2 separate regions of the Homo sapiens genome follow, and region 2 is linked to region 1. A link is a loop called in an ENCODE intact Hi-C map of the cell type or tissue named here. Cell type or tissue: dorsolateral prefrontal cortex. All regions are shown on one strand. Links, peaks and the distances in the headings refer to the core of each region. The heading gives the core; the rest is flanking DNA.

Region 1 (6,397 bases), core at 2,568-5,067:
AGCACACTTTCACTTCAGAGTGATGTATTTCGTGGTGATGACTGATACTGGGGTTGACCAGAGAGCAGAGAGAGATGAAGTGCTGTGAGAAATCTCAGCAGAGGAGGAAGTGATCTGTCGAAGACGAGATGGAATTAGCCGAACGTTACTTTCAAACTCAGTGGCCTGGGATCCATCATGGGGCCAAAGCTGGCTCAGGCCAAAACAGTAGAGCAGCACATTTTGTTCTGAGTCTTGCCAGCCGCCTTCCCCACCACAGCCTCCAATTTTGGCATTCCTTGCTTGCTTTATTCCTGAAGAGATATTGAATAGCTACCGTTTATATATTGTTAGGGCTTTACAAAGTTGTTTTTGTTTTGTTTTTCGTTTTTTGATACGGAGCCTCGCTCTGTCACCCAGGCTGGAGTGCAGTGGCACGATCTCAGCTCACTGCAAGCTCCGCCTCCCAAGTTCATGCCATTCTCCTGCCTCAGCCTCTCCCGAGTAGCTGGGACTATAGGCATGCACCACCGTGCCTGGCTAATTTTTTTGTATTTTTAGTGGAGACAGAGTTTCACCATGTTAGCCAGGGTGGTCTCGATCTCCTGACCTCATGATCCGCCTGCCTCGACCTCCCAAAGTGCTGGGATTACAGGCGTGAGCCACCATGCCCGGCCTAAAAAGTATTTTTTAAAAATAAGGTGCTGGTCCTTATATTGTGATGTTATAAAATGCCTCTGCCGAGGTCTGTTCTTAGAGAAACACAGGGCTCTTTGCTGTGGATATCTTCTATTTGAGTGGAAGGACAGGTCGACATGCGGCGGTAAAGGAAAGCCTCACCTTTTACTGCATGGTAGCAGGAACACATGATCAAACCCTCTACGTTCTTGGAGGGAGGAGGCCCAGGCGTCAGCCCCCGTGTTGGTATTGAATTCAATGTTCCCATGTGATGAGTCCATTGAGAGGAGAAAGTTAATTTAACTCGACCGGACTGTACGTCAATGCCATTAGGAAAACCACACTGCAAGAGTGAATGAGGCATCACGCCAACCCCGGGGAGTTGTCCAGACAAGGAGATAAAGCTTATGCATGGGGAAGATACAAGATATACAATAGTAGGTGCCATAAGTAAGGCTCAGAGGGCTGTGGGGGCTTAGAGCAAAGGCAGAGGACAAGGGGAAGGATTTAAGGAGGAGGCGGTTTTTGCCTTGAGAACTCCATAGCATTCAATGGCCAGAGAGACAGGTTATGAATAACCTTGAACACCAGACTATGGAATTTGACTCTATCTAACAGTGTAAGAGAAGGGATGCCAAATGCACTGTTGATGCGCCACAACTATCCTATCCCTGTACCTAACCACCTCCTACACAAAGCCAAGAAACACCAGTGATCCATTGTGGCCCTTCTTCGTGGCCTGACTATGGCCTCAGAATCCAGATGTTCCTCAGTATATAAAAGCAAAAGGACCAAGTATCTTGCAGTAGCCACAGAGGTGCCTGCCTGCAAGCAAACCTTTTGCAGAGATCACAGCTGATTGAAACCTCCGGGAAGCTGCACCTCTGGATCCATCAGGGTGTTCGCACCTGGCCGCACTTCTGCCAGCTGCCTCCGGCCAACACTGAGCCTGGCAGTGGTGCTAGAAGTGGGCCATTCTTGCCCTCTGGGTGATTCCCTTTATGGGCAGCTTTGGCTCAAGGACTTGCCATCTGTCTGCCTAGGACTCGCTCAGGACTGCCATGAGATCTGGGGCTCTTCCTGTCCAATGCTCCTTCCCTCTCAGCTTCTCCTGCTCCCACCTCCTTAGGCTTCACAGGTGGCTATCCCCTAGAATCTCTTGCACTTTGAATTTTATTTCAGTATCTGCTTCTTGGAGGACACATGCCCATTACCAATTAATTGTGTCACATTTAAGTCTAAAACTTTTGCTGTTCCTCTTCTTGAAAATGGGAAACCATGGACATTTGGGAGGCAGGGGGTGAAATGCTTAGTCTGTCCCTCAGCAGTGTGAGCAAAACGCATTTGACTAGAGTCAGGGAGGCAAATTAGGGTTACTGCTGTAATTCAGGCTGTGCACACCTGGACAAGGGTGGTGGCAGCGGGACTGGAAAAGAGGAGTGGCCACAAGTGACATAGCCACATCTGCCTCATCTGACTGCCATCTCTCCAATCAGCATGGAAAAAAATGATAAACAATGGGTTTTTTTAAGGAAAGAACACTGACGTAGAGGTCAGGAAGCCTGGGCTCAGCTCCAGCACTAACCAGCCGTGCACCCCAGGAAATGACAGCAGCTCTCTGAACTCAGCTTCCAACACCTGGAAATGGACAGGGAGGGGTGGGATGAGGTGATCTGGCAATTCACTAGTGTTCTCACATGCAGCCCTCCCCTTTTAACGTAACACAACATTTGCCATTTTAGTCATTTTTAGGGGTACAGTTTAGTGGCATTAGGAAAATTACACTGTAAGAGTGAATGAGGCATCACCCAACCCTCAGGAGCTGTCCAGAGAAGGAGGTGGAGTTTGTGCATGGGGAAGATACAAGACATACAATAGTAAGTGGTATTGGATGCCACAGTATCCACTAGATGGATGTTATGCACCCATCACCAACATCCATCTTCAGGACTTTTTCATCTCCCCAAACGAAAACTCTGTCCGCATGAAACACCAACTCCCCATTTCCCCTCCTTCCCCAGCAGCTCCTGGCCCTTCTCATGCTACTTTCCGTTGTTATGATTTTGACTACTCTAGTACTGCATGTACGTGGAATCACACAGTATCTGTCCTTTTGTGTCTGGCTGATTTCACTGAGCATAATGTTCCTCCATGTTGCAGTGTGTCAGAATTTCCTTCCTTTTCAAGGCTCAATAATATTTCATTGTGTAGATGACCACATTCTGTTTATCCATTCATCACTAAGAGACACTTGGATTTCTTCCACCATTTGGCTGTTGGGAATAATGCTGCCATTAACACGGGGGTGTAAATATCTCTTCCAGATCCCGTGTTTGATTCTTTGGGGTGTATACCCAGAAGTGGGATTGTTGGGTCACACGGTAGCTTGCTGTTGTCTAAGCAGCGCTTTCCCAAACTTCCCAACAGAGCAGCCACACAGCCACTGTAAATGAGTGCAGGAACTAGTAACCGTCCAGTAGTGGCCAACATATCACGCTCTATTTTACGAATTCACCCAGATTCAGCATTCTGCATCACATCATATCCTTGTTTGTTTATAAAAGTGTTGCTTTATACTACATTCCAGTGTAAGGAACACTTTGCTCTGCAGAGTCCAAAAAGCCCTGCTTCTCCTGTGGCTTCCCCGGGCTGGGCTGTGATGGCAGTGCCCAGCTGGACGAGCACCCAGAACAGGGTTGCAGTTAAGATCCCGTCCAGCTCTGACACTCTCTGACTTAAAGCAACACCCCTCCCAGTGGCTTCTTCATTTTCAACAAAAGTGAAGTGAGCTCAGGACTCTTGCTGCCGAGCCAGGAGGCGTGAGTCACTAGCCATGGGAATTTCAGGCATCTGCGTGTGTGCGATGGCGGCTGGAAATGGAGAGGGAGCATTTCTAGAGCTGAAATGTCGCAGAGGCACAGCCCCCAGTGGGTCTGGCACAAAAGCAGCGTTATATCGAGAGGCCTGGCAGCGCTGCCTGGGCTTGTTTCCCAGCTCTTGCAGCTCTCGGGGGGTTCTAGAAGATCGTCCAGACTATGACTCATTCCTGTGTTACTGTAATAGAGAAAGAAGTAGGTGGCAGTGTGACATGGATTTCACGGAGAATTAGTGAGAAATCTGTGTCCACTCAAGCACATTTTATGTTGTCTGAATGTGAGGATTCTCCTTTGGGCTGTTTATGGGCAGGGTGGGAGAGAGATCGCAGAGGTGCAGTCATGGGCTTCCAGAGGCTTTTTACAATTCTGTAGTGGCCATGCTGGGAAGACGCCCTGAGAAGACACTGCGACTGTCCATGTGACAGCTGCGGGAGTGAAAGCCATTGGAAATTCCTCCAAACCCATTGAGCCAAGGCTGCCACTGCCATGTCCCATCCAGGTGAGGCTTTGGCCAGAGCTGGCTATGGACTGGTTTGCATTTCCCTGCTTTTGATTTCCCTGACAGTCTACGGTGGAAATGCCCATGGGGAGTGAGGAGATGGAAGAGAACACAAAGGCAGACAGGAAAGGCTGAGAAGGTTCTCCCATTGGACACATAGTCCTCAGATGCATGAACTGTCCCTTGAGAGAGAGGAGTGGGACTGTAGGTCTAAATTCACATCACTGTAAATTCCATTTGTATCTTCACGGGATGTGACGAGGACCATAATGTCAACGCTCTTGAGACGTCTGCCCACAGGTGCCCTCGTGCTGAAGCTTTCCCTCCCAGCTCCCATTTCAGGAATGAAGTGTTTCTTCCCCTAGCTGCAGCAGATGTCACCAGTGGACAGTCTTCAGTGGACAGCTCTCTTCTGGAAATACCCTAGCTGAAGGGAGCCAGTCTAAGCTGCACAGCTCTTCCTGATGCAGACTATACACCAGCCATGATGCCGAAGTCAACTTGCAAGTGGAGAGAGAAGGAATTCAGACCAGAAATGGACTAGGGTTCACAGCTGAAAAATACCAGTAGTGGCCATGAGGTAGGTTGTGTGAGCCACAGACCTGAGAGACACCGTGGGCAGCAGCAGGAGAGGCGGTGGTGACAGAGGCCAGCACCCCAGGCCCCTGGTCTGCAAACACCTCCAGTGAAGCCAGGGCAGAGTGGTGACCAGGCGCCATCCTCCTCCACTGTCATGACAGCAGGTGAGACCTGGAATGTGTGTGCAACCCCACAGGGAGCCAGGATCAGGAACACTTGAATTCATTAAAGTAAAGTAACCCCAAACTGACAGAGAAGCCTTGAACTGAAAGAGAAATTACTTAATTGCCTGAGAAATAGCTAAATTTATTTTTGCACACCTGAGGCTTGTGAACAATCTGAACTTCATACCTGCTCCACAGTGTTTGCAGTTTAATCACTTCTTTCCTGCTTTTCATTACAACGGCAGGGGGAACAGAATAGGGTGCCAGGACAAGGCCCACAGACACAGCTCAGTAAGCTCTCCAGCTCTCCAACAAAATCCTACCTGCGAGGGTGTGGCAGCCATGGAAATGCCTTGCTCAAATCTCTCTGCAAGAGAAGCTTCTGTGGAGAACACTGCTGACTACAGCCTCCAGCTGCTAAGCCTTGGATCCATCATGGCGGCCAAGCCAGGTCCCACCTCCCCAGGCTACCCAGAGAGGGTGCCAAAGCCAGGACTCTGGAGGATTCCTCTTCCTGGCAGCTTTGGCCCAGGGACTCCCAGTGGCCCAACTGGGACTCTCAGGGCTTCTGTGACATCTGAGGCTCCTCCTGACCATCCTTCTTCCCTCTCTGCCCTCACAGGGGTCAGACCCGCACTTCAGTCTGAGGGTCCTCCCTGCCTTCCTATGCTCCCTCCCCTTTGTCACCAAATGTCTCCTCCAATAAACCTCTGGCATGTCTACTCTAGTCCTAGCATCTGCTTTTCAGAGCACCTAAACTGACAAGGGAGAAGGAAGATGTTCCCTGGAAAGCACTCAGCATAAAAAAAACAAGAGATGGCCTGAGGATCTTGACTCGGGAATAGGCTTTGCTAGAGAGAGGCAGGGATCAGAGCGTAGTATGCCATCTTGTGTTTGAAGCCAGCGTTGGCCCAGCTCCCTGGACTCCTGTTTGGGTTCTGAAGTCAGAGGATGTGACAAAAACGTTCATCAAACTTTGCGACATGCTAGGGGGTGCCTCTCCACCAGAGTGTAACCCAAAGCGGGGGCATTCTCTCCAATATGGACACGAGTCCAGCTTGGAATCCCTAAGATCTCCCGGTTGATCTCCCAGTGTTCCTGGTGGGGGCTCCCTCCCAGGCCTGCAGCAGCCTTGGCAGGCAGAGCAGCTACCTGCAGGAGGGACCTGTGTGGAACAGCACTGGAGTGGCACCTGTGACATCAGAACCAACTGACTGCTTGCTTGTTTGGTGGTTGCTGTTTTATTTTCTCTAATGACACCCCTCCAGCTTCAAAATACCATGGTTTTATTCCACGTAGGTCTTGCCTCCCTGACCAGACTGTAAGCTCCCTATGTCAGGGATTATATTTTCTGTGTTTTCATCCATTTCTAGGGACATCATAGAAATCCAGGATATACTGGTTGGCCATTGGTAGTTACATAATTGTCCAAATTTTATTTTTTATTTTTATTTATTTTTTTGAGATGGAGTCTCACTCTGTCACCCAGGCTAGAGTGCAGTGGCATGATCTTGCTCATTGCAACCTCCACTGAGTTCAAGCGATTCTCCTGCCTCAGCCTCCCAAGTAGCTGGGTGAACGTCACCACATCCCACTCATTTTTGTATTTTTAGTAGAGACGG
Region 2 (6,397 bases), core at 1,319-3,818, 580 kb after region 1:
AGTTTATAGGTCTCTGGTAATTGTTCTTTCCTCAAAAGTTGTTCACTGCCCAGCCTTGTGGAATTTCTCCCTGTGCATGCTCAGATTGGTTCAGCAAAGACTCAAAGGGATCCCCTAGGCTCTCTGGAACTTTTTATCTATGTAGCTTCCTCCTTTTCCATATCATGTCTCACAAATTACAGCCTCCTGGGCCTCCCCCAAGTCATCTGTTCTAAGACAGCATTTTTGCCAGCTATGTCTGGGTTTCCCATCCCTGCACCTGCACTGTGGCAGCTGCTTTCGGTGGAAAGGCGGGTGGACTGTTAGGCTCACCATGTTTGTCTCCTTTCACTCTGGGAACATTGCCCTGCACAGCCTGTGGTCCAGTGCCTGCAAACAGTTGTTATGTCTATTTTATTCAGTTTCCTAGCTATCAGTGGCAGGTGAAGAAGTACAGACGCTGTTCTCTTTAGGTGGGAAGAGGGTGTCACAAGTCATTGTTAGAGACTTGCAGTTTTTGAAGCAGTGATATTTAACAGATTTGCCATATGTATTTGAGGATATCCTTTTTGCTCTTGAACATATTAAAAGAAAATCAATTACTGCAAGAGATACTAAAATAGGTTTCTTTCCTAGTCGAATGTTATGTTAATAAATCCTAGGAAAGCCTTGGTACTCTGAATCCAAATCCGTAAGGAACTCTCAGTTCACAGAGGCAACTTGTACTCCCGTGTCAACGATGAGAGTCATCGTTCCAGGGGAGTCGCACTAATTTCCACAGTTTGGGGTGAGGGGGGCGGTTTTTTTCTGAATCTCAGTGTTTACCATTTGTTTAGTCATTAGCAGCTACTTCTGCTCTGAAGTGTGGAGCTTACCATCCCTGGCTTGGGTTGAGGTAATGAGCTGTGTGACACTTGGCCAGTCACTTAGCTACTTGTCTCTAAATTGAGGGATCTGGACTAAAGAGACTTGAAGACCCTTTCCATGAGTTTACTGAGTAAACATGTACTGAGTGTTGTATGCACTGGGGATGGGTGGATAAGACAGGCGAGGACCCTGCTCTTACACAGCTTGGTGGAGTACATCGATGATACTGTAAATAAAAATACAATGAGAAAGAAATAACTTTCATGGGTGCTTTGAAGGAAATAAACCAGGGTGATATGAAGTGCTGATGGCAGGGACCAGCATTAGGATGGGAGGCCCAAGAAGGCTTGTCTGAGATGCTGAAATTTGAGCTGCCGTCCAGATGAGCAGAAGAAACTGGCCATTTGAATTCCAGGTCATAGGCGTTCTAGGCAGAGGGAAGAACACATGCAAAGGTCCTGAGATGGGCACAACCCTGGGTGACATGAGAACCCCGGGTGATGTGAGAACACTGTGGCATGATTGTCTTGAGTAGGGGGCATATGTGATGATCAGGGTCCTAGTCAGTGCTGGCAGCCTGTGACTCCAAGACTCGATCCTGCTGTGAATACTTCTCTACCTAAATAGTGCAAAGTTCAGTGTCACATGCCCTACTCAGATGAGTAACAGGGAGTGCCAGGAATTACATTGGGGTGGGGTGTGGTCGCTGAAGCTCCAACAAGATCACAGAGTCTGAAATGAGCAGGGACCTCACTGGCACGAGGAGCCAACACAGTTTTAACTCAGGAGTCTGAAGGCCAAGTTCAGTAGTCTTGGTCAGCGTGAGCCAAAATGAATCCATTTTTAAATTAGCAGAACCACGGATAGTTCGTAGGGACTATCGCCTCAAAGAAAATGCTGAAGCTGTTTCTGAGACTCACGTATAAAGGCTGCATGGGCTCCATGGCCTAGAAATGTTGCTTCGGTGGAAGGAAGCCACCAGGAAAACTGCTGGGAGAGTTTAAGGAATGTGTGACCTTTACGTAGAGAAAGGAAAGACCCAGTGAAAGCAAGAGCATTCCAGAGGTGGGGAGAGTGGACCTGAAGCCAGCCAGCTTTGCCCTGGTGGGAGGCAGGTTTCTTAGCCATTTGGGCTGCCTTAACAAAATACCATCAACTGGGTGGCTTGTAAATACACAACAGAATTATTGTGTTAATTATCCTCATAATTCTGGAGAGAACCCTAAGATCAGGGTGCCAGCAGGTTCAGGGTCTGCTGAGGGCTCACTTCCTGGTTCACAAATAGCACCTTTCTGCAGCATCATCACAGGGCAGAAGAGCCAGGGGGTGTCGGCCCTCATTTATAAGGGCACTCATCCCATTCATGAGGGCCCCACCCCCATGACCTAATCACCCCCCAAAGGCCCCACCTCCTCAGACCATCACCTTGTGGGTGAGGATTTCCCCACGGGAATTTGGGTGAGACACAGGCATTTGGGCCATGGCACCAGGCCTTCCCTGTGTTGCCAGGATGCTGCTTTTTGTGCTTGGATATAGCAGCAATTGAAAAATCCAGCTCAGGTTGAGGAACTCTTAAAGACCCAGGAGCTCTCACTTGGCATTACCAGCTGCTGGCATGTGTAGTCTGAAGGAACCCCCTTCTTAGAATGCCCAGAGTCTCCACGTCTGTCTCCTGTCCCAACATGCCAGCACCGTGTCACGTAGCCTCTGCCTGCATCTGCACAGCATTGTTTCTGGTGTGGTCTCTTTTTAGGCAGGGAAATCATTGCTGTCGGCTGTCACCTAAGTGGCAATGTCATCTCACCTGCACTTTTAACAACTGCTGTGCCCACGTGTGTTTTTATTGATCGATTTTTAGTTGTCTTTCATTGTGTCCTGTGGTCTGGCTTCCACTCTTCACGCCATAGTGAAGCATTGCCCATGCTTACGAGTGGCCTCTCATTTCTCCCTGCGTCGCCTCTTCTGCATTCTCCTCCACCTCTGTAACACCTGCCCCTGCAGACACATCCTCACTGCTGTGGCCTGCTCTCCTTCCTTTGAGGAAACCAGTTATTATTGCCTTCCTGCTTCTCTGCTGCCTCCTGGCTCTGCCTGCGCCCCTCCCCAGCACTTCCCAGCTGGCTTCAGCAGGCTCACTCTCTGTCTCAGTCTTCCCCTGGGAGCTCATACTGTCAGTTCAGCCATTTCTGGCACCAACCCCAAGTACCTCTCTCCAACCCTGACTTCCCTCCCCTGATCTAGATGTGCACTTTGGGCTATGCACATCTCCACCTGGATGCTCACCCTGGAGGAGCAAGCATCTCTCCCTCGCCTCCTCCCTCAGCAACTCCAGGCTGCCCTGTGGAAGCCCCTCTTCCGCTCCCCCAGGCTCACATGTTTAGAGTCATCCAGCATCCATTTCTCTAGACTCAGAAGGTTCCTGGCCATGTGGACTCTGGGTCCCAGTTGAATGGGTTGAAGAATGATGGACAGAGGGAGAGGTGAAGACAGCAAGTGCAGGCAGGTGAGGCCGTGATGGGACTGAGACTGGAGGAACAGATTAGAGAGGGTTCCTGAGGGGAGACGAGATTGTCAAACGTTTTTAAACAAAGATGGGAGAAGGATCTGGTAGGGTAGAGGATGGAGGTTAAAAGAAAAAGTCTTTCCTGAGTCCCTCAGAAGGACTCAGCAACACCTTTGCTGACTGGTAACATCCGACCCAGTGGTCTCCAGTTAGAACTACTCCAGGCTACAAGTCCTTTGGAAGCTTGTAGAGATTTGACAGCACTGGGATGACAGAGGTCAGGATTATGTGTCACTGTGTTGTTGGTCATATCGACAAGTCACTGAATAGTAGTGCGTATTGCAGTGTGAACTGGAAAATGAATTACAGTGCATCCCTACCTTGGGCCTCGCCTGCCACGCAGCCTTAGGAAAGAACAGGAAGCTATGTTCTGATAGAGGAGCCATTCTAAGATATTGTGGAAGGAATAACCATGAGATGTAACAATGTGTATATCTTATATATGTACAAGCAAGACAACAATGTATAAGATACAGCATCTTATACTACATCTAGTGTACTGCCATCTGTGCTTTTAAAAGCCAGGGTGGTGGAGAAGTCTGTATTGATGTTTTCTTGTATATCCATGGAGATACTCTGGAGGGGCCCCTGAGAACCCAGCCCAAGTGGCTAAGAGGGCAGGGGGATCCTGTGTAAACAGGATCAGGCTGTGGGGGGCTTTCACCTTAATATCTTTTATATTCTTAGGTTTTTGAACCATATGTATGTATTATAACCTCTTTAAATTTTTCAAAAATATAATTAAAAAAAAACCTCTAGCAATTAAAATATTATTTCCACCAGTTGAATGAAAGTCAGGTTGTTTTGCCAGGGAGGTTATTTGGCTCCTCTGAAATGTCCATTCATGAGTTTTCTGGTGGCTTTGGCTTATTCTCTTTCACTTTGGAGGAAATATTTCTGATTCATAATTCTTCATGCTCCGCCCTCAGAGAACTTCTGCCATTGCTAATGCTACTAGTAAAGTCTGATCTAGTTTTCTTACATTTCATTCCTTTTTTCCCCATCCACTCTACATTCATCACCACATTGGATCATATTTGGACAATTCATACAGACAGGAGGATAATTATTTGCATTCTTAACCAGGCACAGTGGTTCATGCCTGTACATCTCAGCTGCTTGAGAGGCCAAGGTAGGAGGATCACTTGAGGCCAGGAGTTTGAGACCAGCCTGAGCAACATAGCAAGACCCCATCTCAAGACCCTGGCAAAACACAGTTGCTGCTGTTGAGCTGTGACATACGAGGGAACGTTGGCAGGATGCTTTATGTGGTGGGGGAGAGGAGAGCTATCTTCAGCTGCTTAACAGGGCTGTTTGAAAAAGGAGTGGAACTGGAACAAGTAGATGGACTTTCTGATAGTCCCTCCCAGGGCAGCTAGAAACAACTCCTGAGTGTCCCACAGGGGTGGTGGTCTGAAGTGGTGGCTGCCACACAGCTCTATGACCCGCAGAGAAGGCTGGCTGCATCCACGTGTCTATCCAGTTTATCTTGCATTTGGAAAAAGAAGTTTCGACTAGATGGCCTTGACTCTAATAATAAGATGTTTTCTTGATTATTTTCCTTTTTTCTTTCGGCTTCTCAAACCTGGAATAGATACTCTCCATGAGACCCATTCTGTCTTGATTCTGTCCTTTAAAAAAATCTCTAACTATGTAGCTTCCTTTCAATAAGTACCTCTCCATCTGTATTTTTTAGGCAAGGTGAAACAAAAGAGTGACTTTCTTGTCAGAGCTTGAAAGAGAGCAAGTGGCTTTAAAAGTAGACTTTGGCTTTCTAAAGGTTCTAAGTTTTAATATTCTTATATTCGTTTAATCCTAAGTGTGTAATGAACATCTTTATCCAATTCAAAGATGACACCTGGGAGTGAACTGGTGGTGGGACATCACAGACTACTGTGATTTCAAACTCTCGGCAGGTACATCTCCGTTCATGGATGCATTAACAGCCAATGGGACAACCAACATACAGACATCTGTTACAGGAGTGACTGCCAGCAAAAGGAAATTTATTGACGACAGAAGAGACCAGCCTTTTGACAAGCGATTGCGTTTCAGCGTGAGGCAAACAGAAAGTGCCTACAGATACAGAGATATTGTGGTCAGGAAGCAGGATGGCTTCACCCACATCTTGTTATCCACAAAGTCCTCAGAGAATAACTCACTAAATCCAGAGGTGAGAGGCGCTCTTGGGCTGGCGTGGGCTTCGCGCTTCTCCCTGCCTGATTTCCAGGCCTGCCTGGCTGAACTGGCTCTTCCTGTGCTCTTTCTAAACCTCCTTTTGGGCCATCTCCCGATGCCCACCAGAAGGGAGGGAGCAGAGGGGAAGTTGCGGGCTTTGCTCCATGTCCCACCTCCAATGGCCGTGAATTCAGGATGCTTGGCCTGTGCTGAGTGTCCATCCCCATTCTCCCGGGTGTGGGTCCACCCAGGCCTCTGTGCCTCTGTGGTTCACCTCCTGCCTGGAAGCTCTTCATCTGGCGGGCACGGGGCTCCATGAAGGCACGTGGGAAATGTGTGTGCACGCGCTTTGCTTTAGCTTTCATCAGATCCTTAAAGGGTTCTTTGTTCAGACAGAATTTAAGTGCCCCCGGGGATCCCAGTCCCTTCAGAATATTTATCATCTTTCCAGTCCCCAGATACTCCTCAGCGGTTGTAGCAGAACACACAGCAACAGGGATTTCCACACATGCTCATTGCTGATAGTGCCTAGTAAGTAAGTTTTCCAGAACTGGTTGTTGGAAAGGTTAGAACATGAATTTTGTGAAGTTTCTAGAATCGGGAGTATTTGAACCTAACCTATATCTTTCCAAAATTTTAAGTCCTAGTAGTTTGTGAGTAGCTAGGTTGAGTTTTGTCCAGACAAGAAAACTTAACTACAGAAAGTCTGTGTGTTCGCCCGGGGTCACATAACAAACCAGTTCAAAGTTGGTCCTTGGTACATTTTTAGACTGCAGAGTCCCTTCATTGATTATTTTTAAATGCTTCACA

What was found. Hi-C counts contacts between places; a loop is a spot of excess contacts. Peaks named below come from ENCODE experiments on the same cell type or tissue, not always from the same donor. Only the 100,000 strongest peaks of a DNase experiment are listed, where the experiment ranks them.
Region 2: it touches region 1 in a loop (4-fold over the local background); 6 of 110 quality-filtered maps call a loop at or near these places.

Annotation. Positions count from the first base shown.
Region 1 is chr6:4,348,555-4,354,951 of GRCh38, forward strand. No RefSeq gene overlaps it. Among named protein-coding and RNA genes, the nearest start is that of LINC02533, 140 kb to the right of the region's middle. In dorsolateral prefrontal cortex, for the core only: CTCF peaks have their summits at 3,558 and 3,757; a DNase peak (open chromatin) is centred at 3,557; H3K4me3 peaks cover 1,137 bases; H3K27ac peaks cover 2,025 bases.
Region 2 is chr6:4,930,190-4,936,586 of GRCh38, forward strand. CDYL (chromodomain Y like) reads left to right here. Exons shown (of 7, transcript NM_004824.4): 3 at 5,326-5,582. Among named protein-coding and RNA genes, the nearest start is that of LYRM4-AS1, 70 kb to the right of the region's middle. RefSeq lists an enhancer at 1,948-2,666. In dorsolateral prefrontal cortex, for the core only: no CTCF peak of the experiment used is centred there; no DNase peak of the experiment used is centred there.